Regions from separate parts of the Mus musculus genome. Here region 1 is linked to region 2. The links are chromatin loops, found by intact Hi-C in ENCODE. Cell type or tissue: heart. All regions are shown on one strand. Each heading gives the region's core, and the rest is flanking DNA. Links, peaks and the distances in the headings are about the cores only.

The links. Peaks named below come from ENCODE experiments on the same cell type or tissue, not always from the same donor. Only the 100,000 strongest peaks of a DNase experiment are listed, where the experiment ranks them.
Region 1: a loop joins it to region 2, with 10 times the contacts of the local background. A loop is called at or near these places in 27 of 42 quality-filtered maps.

The regions. Positions count from the first base shown.
Region 1 is chr7:142,248,164-142,252,555 of GRCm38, forward strand. Gm46022 reads right to left here. Exons shown (of 4, transcript XR_001778358.1): 2 at 3,456-3,578; 3 at 2,160-2,193; 4 at 1-283. Among named protein-coding and RNA genes, the nearest start is that of Gm46022, 4.9 kb to the right of the region's middle. In heart, for the core only: a CTCF peak has its summit at 1,863 (motif pointing left); no DNase peak of the experiment used is centred there.
Region 2 is chr7:142,144,255-142,148,646 of GRCm38, forward strand. Gm45337 (predicted gene 45337) reads right to left here and starts at 353. Exons shown (of 1, transcript NM_001378699.1): 1 at 1-353. The coding sequence starts at 291. In heart, for the core only: a CTCF peak has its summit at 1,964 (motif pointing right); no DNase peak of the experiment used is centred there; H3K27me3 peaks cover 756 bases.

The DNA.
Region 1 (4,392 bases), core at 198-4,197, 100 kb after region 2:
CAGACATGCCCACATGCTAAGCCAATGTAGACAATTCCTCATTGAGACTCTTCCCAGGTGGCTAACCTTCACACTTTCCTTTTCCTCCACCCCTAAACTTTTCATGCAGAACCTGGGCCCATCCTATTTTCAGTGCACCCATAGCAGCAGCAGGCCTTTCTCATCCAGTGGCTGTGATGGTGGGTCTGATCTTGGTCTGTAGGTCTCAGGGTTTTCTGAGCTACAGGTGCTTTCTCCTCCATGCTCCATGGAAGGACTCCTTCCCCATCAGCAAGTCAGATACCTGTAAGAACGGCTAGTCAAGGGTGGCCAGTGCTCATTTCTGGGCTACTGGTTCCTCAGGAGTTCCCACTCTACCATGTAGACGGAAGTATCTGTTATCTGCAGGGGTAGGGTACAGCCTTGGGCAGCATGGAGGTAGGCATTTAAAATGGGTTTGTTCAGGACTGGCCGGCAGCTCCTTTGGTAAAGCACCTGTCATGCACTTTGCAAGTACAAAGACTCTAGTTTCATCACCAGAACCCATGTGAAATGCCAGGTAGAGTCTCAGCTTAGAGAAGACAGAGACAGCATGATCTCTGGCCAGCCAGCTTAGTCTAGGCAGCAAGCCTCAGACTAGTGAGAGACCCTGCCTCAAAGGAGATGAACAAAGTTTCTGATCATAAGACCTGAGGTTGTTCTCTGGACTCCACATATGTTCATATATTGTACTAGATCATTTTATGTCAACTTGACACAAGTTAAAGTCATCTGAGAAGAGGGAACCTCAGTTAAGAAAGTACCTCCTTAAGATCAGGCTGTACACAAGTCTGTAAGGCATTTTTAAAACTAGTGATTAATTAATTGTGGGTAGTGCTATCTCTTGGCTGTTGGTCTTAGGCCCTATAAGAAAGCAGAGTGATCAAGCCACAGGGAGCAAGCAACACTTCTCCATGGCCTCTGCATCAGCTCTGGCCTCCAAGTTCATGCCCTGTTTGAGTTCCTGTCAGGAATTCCTTCAGTGAGAAGCAATGATAATATAAGTGTAAGCCAGATAAATCCTTTCATCCCCAAATTGCTTTGGTCATGGTAATAAAAATGAATTGGTTTCATTTTTTTTCTTAAATTTAATTCTCCTCTGCAGTTTCCCCAAATATCAATTCATTTTCTATCTCTTTTCTTCTGCAAGTGAGGTAATCCTTTGAGTTTCTATCTCCCAACCCTTCACTAACTGCAGCTACAGCAGTCATAACATAGCAGGCATCGTGTTTTACCAACTTGACCCCAGAAGTAAGAGGCTAATAACTCCCTTGTCATTTACCATGCAACCAATAAACCAATGTCACAATTTCTGTAATGAGAGGTTTCTGGGTCAACCCAGATGGACCAATGATGCCACCCAGCCCAGCTACCCCAGCACTTTGGAGAACTTACACACACAGTGTATCCTAGTTTCCTTTCTATTGCTGTAATAAACACAATGGTCAAAAGCAGCTTTGGGAGACAATAATTTATTTTACCTCACATCTAACAGTTTAGTAGGAAGGAGAGCCAGGTCAGAGACTTGGAGGAAGGACTGAAGCAGAGGCCATGAAAGCTTGGTTCTTACAGGCTTCTTCTACAAGGCTTGTTCTACTTGTGTTTTTTTATACAATCAAGGATGACTTGGACGGAGGAACACTGCCTATAGTGGGCAGAACCAGGTCTTTATTTTTTGTGCTTTCCATTGTTTAGGACACAGGCTCCACAGAAGGAAGGTCTTCAATGTCTCATAGCCCTGGGGCCTGAGAGGGTTTTAAAGGACATGCTGGGTGCACAGCTCTCCCCTCAGCCCTTGACAAGCCAGTTCTCCCTTACAAGCAGCTCCATTTTAGAAAAGAAGTATGGCTGCCACCTGCTGGAAGCTCGATGAAAATGACCCATGGGAAAGACTTGAGGGTGAACATGCCTGAGCTCTGAGATCTGCAGGTCACTCACAAAACAAGTAAGAAAATGAGAGCCTTGCAAAGGAGTCATAAGAGGGGTGGGTCTGACACAACCTAGAGCCATCACAGCTTCAGGACCTCTGTTGGCCTGGCAGTCCAGTGTCCCTCTAAACAAATCTAGTAAGCCTTGAATAGAGAGGAATCCCAAGAGAGGGAGGAGACAGGAAGAAGGAGGTGTGAAGCAGGAGACCTTACCTGTCCCAGTAGGCTGATAGAGTCCCACACAGACCTGCAGGAAAATGAGGGAACCATGGAGTGAGAGCCAGGGACAGGATAAATGAATGAGGCATGCTTGCATTGGTCCATGGGATGTGTTTATTAGTTTGTGATTTTCAACTTAAGATAAAGCAGGGATTGCTATTCCTTGGCTTACAAGTCCAAGTAAGTCTGAATGCTCACCTTATTGCAAGAGGTGGGTGAGGGCACTAGAGGTACATGAGTGCAGAGGAGAATTTGTTAGCCCATAGTAGATGAGCAGATGGCCTCTTCATGGCACTCAAAATCCATTCAACTCAAAATCCAATTTTGAGTTGAAGCTGTGGGAAGCAGGAGTGCTAAGGGAACAAGCAGGATAATCAGGAACCTGGAGATAAACTGGAGGCCACAGCTGAGGAAGGTACTTCAGAGGGGAAGGTCAAGATGAGAAGAGTCTTAGATCTTGCACTGGCAGCACATGGGGACGTGGCAGACAGCTTCAGCAGCTGTCCTGACAGCAGGAAGACCCGCAGCCTGATGAACAGCAGGGCTTGCAGCAGCTAGACTGACAGCAGCAGGGCTTGCAGCAGCTGGACTGACAGCAGCAGGGCTTGCAGCAGCTAGACTGACAGCAGCAGGGCTTGCAGCAGCAAGACTGACAGCAGCAGGGCTTGCAGCAGCTGGACTGACAGCAACAGGGTTTACAGCAGCTGGACTGGCAGCAGCAGGGCTTGCAGCAGCTGGACTGGCAGCAGCAGGGCTTGCAGCCTCCACAGCTGGAGCAGGAACAGACAGGCACACAGCAGCACACAGGCTTGCAGCAGCTGGAGCCACAGCCCCCACAGCTAGAGCCACAGCCTCCACAGCTGGAGCCACAGCCCCCACAGCTGGAGCCACAACCTCCACAGCTGGAGCCACAGCCTCCACAGCCTGAGCAGGAACAGACAGGAACACAACAGCACACAGGCTTACAGCAGCACACAGGCTTGCAGCAGCTGGAGCTGCAGCCACCACAACCTGAACAGGAACAGGTGGGTACACAGCAGCACACAGGCTTGCAGCAGCTGGAGCCACAGCCCCCACAGCCAGAGCCACAGCCCCCACAGCTGGAGCCACAGCCCCCACAGCTGGAGCCACAGCCTCCTGAACAGCCACAGCAGGTCATGGTTCTGGTGTTTGGTTGAGGATGGAGTAGATCAGAGGAGCAGGTGGAGAGGAAGATGTGCAGTGTGGAGCCTCCTGACCCTGGGGTCTTTATATCCTGCCCAAGTCAGGTGTGAGGATGCCCATGCTCACTTCCTGGATCCTGGATGTGTCATAGCTTAGGATTCTCTTCTGCATCCTGTTGTCTGGTCCTATGTATTCTGTTTTCCCTATGCCTTTTCCAAGCAGACTGTGACATCTTCCAAGGAATGCTGCCTGTCAGTAAACATAAACAAGTGTCCATCAGAAGACACCCAGTCCCCTTCCTTTGAGCCTTAGGGAGACATGGGCAAGCCTAGCTCCCATCCCATCACTAGCACTTCCTGATGTTTGTATGCCTGCCTCCTGGGTTTCAGGCTCCACTTGCCCACTTCATCACTCACTTTCATTAGTCTACAACATTGGTGGCTTCCTCCTCTCACCTGAACCCTGTGTCTCACAGGTCACTGTGTCCTCTTCTTCACATGATATATGCCAGCCCTGGGTTTCCACAAGGGTGATTTCATGGAATTACCCCTTCTTGTCTTCTCAACATGGCTTACTTTTCTTGGAAAATATCATCTGGTATAAGTGTAGTCTTTTACAACAATGTTTAATTTTCATCTGGTACAAGTGTGGTCTTTCACAACAAAGTTTAGTTTTGCATGGACATGTATGTCTTTAATCCAAGTAGCTGGGAGCCAGAGGCAGACAGATCTCTGTGAGTTCTAATCTAGCTGGGTCTTTATAGAGAGTTACAGGTCAGCCAGAGTTACACAGTCACAGCTCAGATCTAAATCTAGAGGGCAGGTTCTGAATTCCCAGGTTCTTCTACTGTATTCCAGTGAGTTGTATGGACCCATGGGCAGGAAAAGGAAAGGAGGGGATTCATTCCTGTGGAAAATTCTACCTTATGAGAGCCATGAGAATGATGGAGTGGTAATGGGCAGGACCATACTTTGACCAGGACTGCTTAGCTATGGACACCTCCTCTCCATTTAAATCTGAATAGCATGTCAGGACCCCAAAGAGTGGCCCTCTCTGTTCCCAC
Region 2 (4,392 bases), core at 270-4,269:
ACATCCTCCTTTACAGCCTCCACAGGAGCCACAGCCTCCCTTGCAGCCCCCACAGGAGCCACAGCCTCCCTTGCAGCCCCCACAGGAGCTACAGCCTCCACAGGAGCCACATCCTCCTTTACAGCCTCCACAGGAGCCACAGCCTCCCTTGCAACCCCCACAGCTGGAGCAGGAACAGGCTGGCACACAGCAGCACACAGGCTTGCAGCAGCACACAGGCTTGCAGCAGCAGCTGGAGCCACAGCCCCCACAGCTGGAGCCACAGCCTCCTGAGCAGCCACAGCAGGTCATGGTTCTGGTGTTTGGTTGAGGATGGAGTAGGTCAGAGGAGCAGGTGGAAAGGGAAGATGTGTAGGTTGGAGGCTCCTGAGCCTGGACCTTTATATCCCTGGTCAGGTCAGGTGTGAGGCTGCACATGGTCACTTCCCTGTTGTTGTTTGTGTCCTTCCCTGGCTGTGGCTTTGTTTTCTCTTTCCTCCCTGCTGCTTATTCCTTACCTCCTGTGGATTGTCTTGTGTTGACTGAGTCTCAGGTGCAGGTCTGTCACATGTACCACCAGTGACCTATATGCTCCTTAGGTACTTCTTTGCAGCTTCTGCAGGGACATTTCGGAGAGGATGTCATTGGTGTGAACTTGGCCCTTGTCCTTGCCTGGGTGTAGCTTAGTCTGTGAAGATCCTTCCTGTCTGTGGATGTTGAACAACCCCAGAGCCCGGCTCCATGAAGACCTAAGTCCAACTTGGAAGGCAGAGGATGGCAAGTAGTCCTGCCTTGATCAGGGAGGACAGAGAGCTTCTGACAGGTCCTCCCACACAATAGGTCCTCCCAGTATCCTAGGCACACCCCTTTGGTGCTGCAGAGCTCATAGCCATGTCCAGAGGCAGGCTGAGGTGTGTCTCAGGTCAGCTCAGCATGGTAGGAGGGATGGGTTCAGTGAGAAAACTGTAAGCCGTCTGGTGCATCTCAGAAGAATAACTCCCCAACAGGAATAATTACTCCACACTGGAAGGGACTGGGTGACTCCTCATGCACCCATCCCAGTGAGGCCAGGTAAGTGGACACCATCACCATCATTGTCTTCTATGGTTCTGTTCCATAATCTGAGAAGGGGACTTTGACTGAGGAGTGAGTCTGCAGTCCTGAAGACCAGTGTGTGTTTGTGTGTGTGTGTGTGTGTGTGTGTGAGAGAGAGAGAGAGAGAGAGAGAGAGAGACAGAGAGAGAGAGACAGAGAGAGAGAGAGAGAAAGAAAGAGAGAGAGAGAGAGAGAGAGAGAGAGCGAGAGAGAGAGAGCAGGAAAGGAGTCTGGAAAGGTGATTCTATTAGTCTGGTTAGATATTCCACAAGGAGGCGACAGCAGGCAAAGAACCTGGGGCAGGGAAAGGCTTAGTGTGCGTAGGTTCCACCTTGCCTCAGTTCTCTGCCATCCATCGTCTCAGGCTGTGGGAGAGGAAGAAGGCAATGCTGGAAGCTGCCCCTTGGATGAAACTTCTGGTAGGTTCCAAGCTGGAAGAATGCTTCCTTGCCATCTGGCTTATGACATAACTTCTCTGTAGGAGGAAACTAGGAATAGAGATAGGGAACCACTGTCTCTCAAAAGGGAGAAAGGAAGGAAGGGAGAGGTGACTAGTGTTTGGAATCCCAGCAACTGAGGAGAGCCTGGGCACATGTACCATTTCATAGGCCCCACTTTTTGATCTGACTGAACACTTAAGGGTCTCACCAGAGACTCTCAGTACAGTTCTAGAACTTTCCTTATGAGCTAGTCCCTGGAACAGCTGTGGACCCCAGCAATCTGAGTCTGAGGGCTTTGAGGACATGCTTCATAGTATGCCTAGGGCTGGTGTTTTAGTAGTGTGGAGTAGTGTTTTTACCCGTGTCACAGAAGGTGGAGGGACTCAGTCCAAAGATCTTAGGGCTTAAGCCTTTGTCCTTCTCAAGTTTCTGGTCACCTGGGGTTTTGTGTAGTTCACCACCAGGGGGTGCTAAGTCACATGTTACTCTGAGTAAACCTGCTTAAATTGAATCTGGTCTCATCTTCTGATTAGCCACTTTTTTTTTTTTTTTTTTTTTTTAAATTTATGTCTCTGGGATTTTGGGGGCTAATACTCAATTCAGAAAGGTGTGCCTGTGACATACTTAATAATGAGAATAATAAAAGCAATCATAAAAAATTAGGGTTTGGAAGAGATTGACAATGAAAACATCAGCAAATCTAGAAAACAATATTATTTTCTTGAATGATCTAAAAACCCACCCCATCATAGTTTTTTACCCTGATGTAAGTTTTGACCATGTGATCACAGATTCAAGTGACACAGCTGCAGGAATCTATTCTCTATTGAGAGAATAGAGTGCTTGCTTAAAATTTTATTTTGGCTTTTTGTATTGCTATTTAAAACTCCAGTTTGGGGGTTGGAAAGTTGGTTTAGGGATCAAGAACACTGGCAGCTTTTCCAGAAGCCCTAGATTCAGTTCCCTGCACAAACATGGTGGCTCACAGCAGCCTGAAACTCCAGTTCCAGGGGACCCGATGCTCTCTTCTGGCTTCCTTGGGTATAGGTGTGCATGTGGTGCACAAAAAGACAAATGTGGTTGCATGTGTGTGTGCAAATAAAAAATAAAATGTAAGAAAAATCCTAGTTCTTTTCAGGTCTAGGGAAATCTTAAATGTTTCACATGATCGGTGTAACACTTCAGCTTATCAGCATTTTTACTTGCAGAGTCTAACCTTGTAGTCTCCATTATTACTTAAAAATTATTGCACATGTGCCAAGGCACATACCGGTAGTAAAAGGATAACTTGAAGGAGTTAGTTCTCTCCTTCCACCATGTGGGTCTCAGTGGTCAAACTCAGGTCATTAAACTTGGCAGGGAGTGCCCTCATCCACTAAGATATCTTGCTGGCCTGTGGTATATTATTTTTAAAATGCATTGTCCTGGTTTGGTTTCTGTGATAAAAAATTCTGACCAAAGGCAACTTATGGTAGGGAGGAACAGACCGTGGAGAAATGTAGCCTGCTTGCTCTCCTTGGCTTGCTAAGCTTCCTTCCTTCCTAGATTTCTTTCCAGTTTTCTTCCTACCTTCCTTCCTTCCTTCCTTCCTTCCTTCCTTCCTTCCTTCCTTCCTTCCTTCCTTCCTTCCTTCCTTCCTCCTCCTCCTTCTCTCTCTCTCTCTCTCTCTCTCTCTCTCTCTCTCTCTCTCTCTCTCTCTCTCTCTCTCTCCCCATTGTGTGTCCTGATTGCCAGGGAGTATGTTTTCAGCAATTTAGTTTTTTGAAAGACTTATTTGTATTTTATGTGTATGAATGTTTTGCCTGCATGTAAGTCTGTGTGCCACAAGTGTGCATGGTATGCAGAGACCAGAAGAGGATGGCTCTTCTGCAACTGTAGTTACAGACAGCTGTGGCCACTATGTAGATTCTGGGAATCAAACCTGAGTCCTCATGAAGAGAAGCCAGTTCTCTTAACTGTTGAACCTTCTCTCCAGCCCTTCATCTTGCTTTCTTATAAAAACCAGGATTAGTTGCCCAGGTACACACAGCAGGGTAGGCCCTCCCACATCAAACATTCATCAGGAAAAGTCCTCACAGTCTTGCTTACAGGCATATATATATATATCAATCATGTATGTGAAGTTTCCACAGAAACCAGAAGAGGGACTTGGGGGTTTGGATTCCCTGGAGCTGCAGTTACAGGACACCTGATGTGGGTGCTGGGAACCAGGCTCTGGTGCTCTGCAGAGCAGTACATGCTTTTGACCATGATGTCATCTCTGCCTTAATCCCCATTTCATCTCTGTGTTCTCTAGTATGATCTAGTATGATCTAGTCTTCCCTGAGCTCTCAGGACTGTGTTTCTCTCTTCCCTATGTGTGGGATTCCTTTATGTCTCTCCTAGAAAGCTGGCTATGGGCATACTTTTTTTTTAAAGTTTATGCATATCTTAGAAGATCGCTATTTCTCTGTAAGTTCTGCAGAATAGCTTTGCTGGGTATAGTAGTCCTTATTGGCAGTTATTATCTTTCTGAGTTTGAAATACATTATTTCATGCCAGAATGGCTATTAGAGTTTCTGCCAATAAATCTGTTATTACTCAGGGGTTTGCCTTTGTAAGCACAATACTTTCAATACTTTTCAATACTTTCTTTTGTTCTGTGCACTTGACAGCTTAACTCTATCATAGGAAAGAAATCCCTTTTTTGGCCATGTCTATTGAGATTCTAAATGCTTTCAATACTGGTCTATTCATATACTGCCCAGGTCTTGGAACATTTCACACTGTCAAATGACTGATTTGCCTTCATCTCATTCCTGCAGGCCTTTGTCTAGACCCACTAGTCTTAAGTTTGGCTTTTTGATCCATATCTCATAGGTCCTGCAAGTCTTTATTA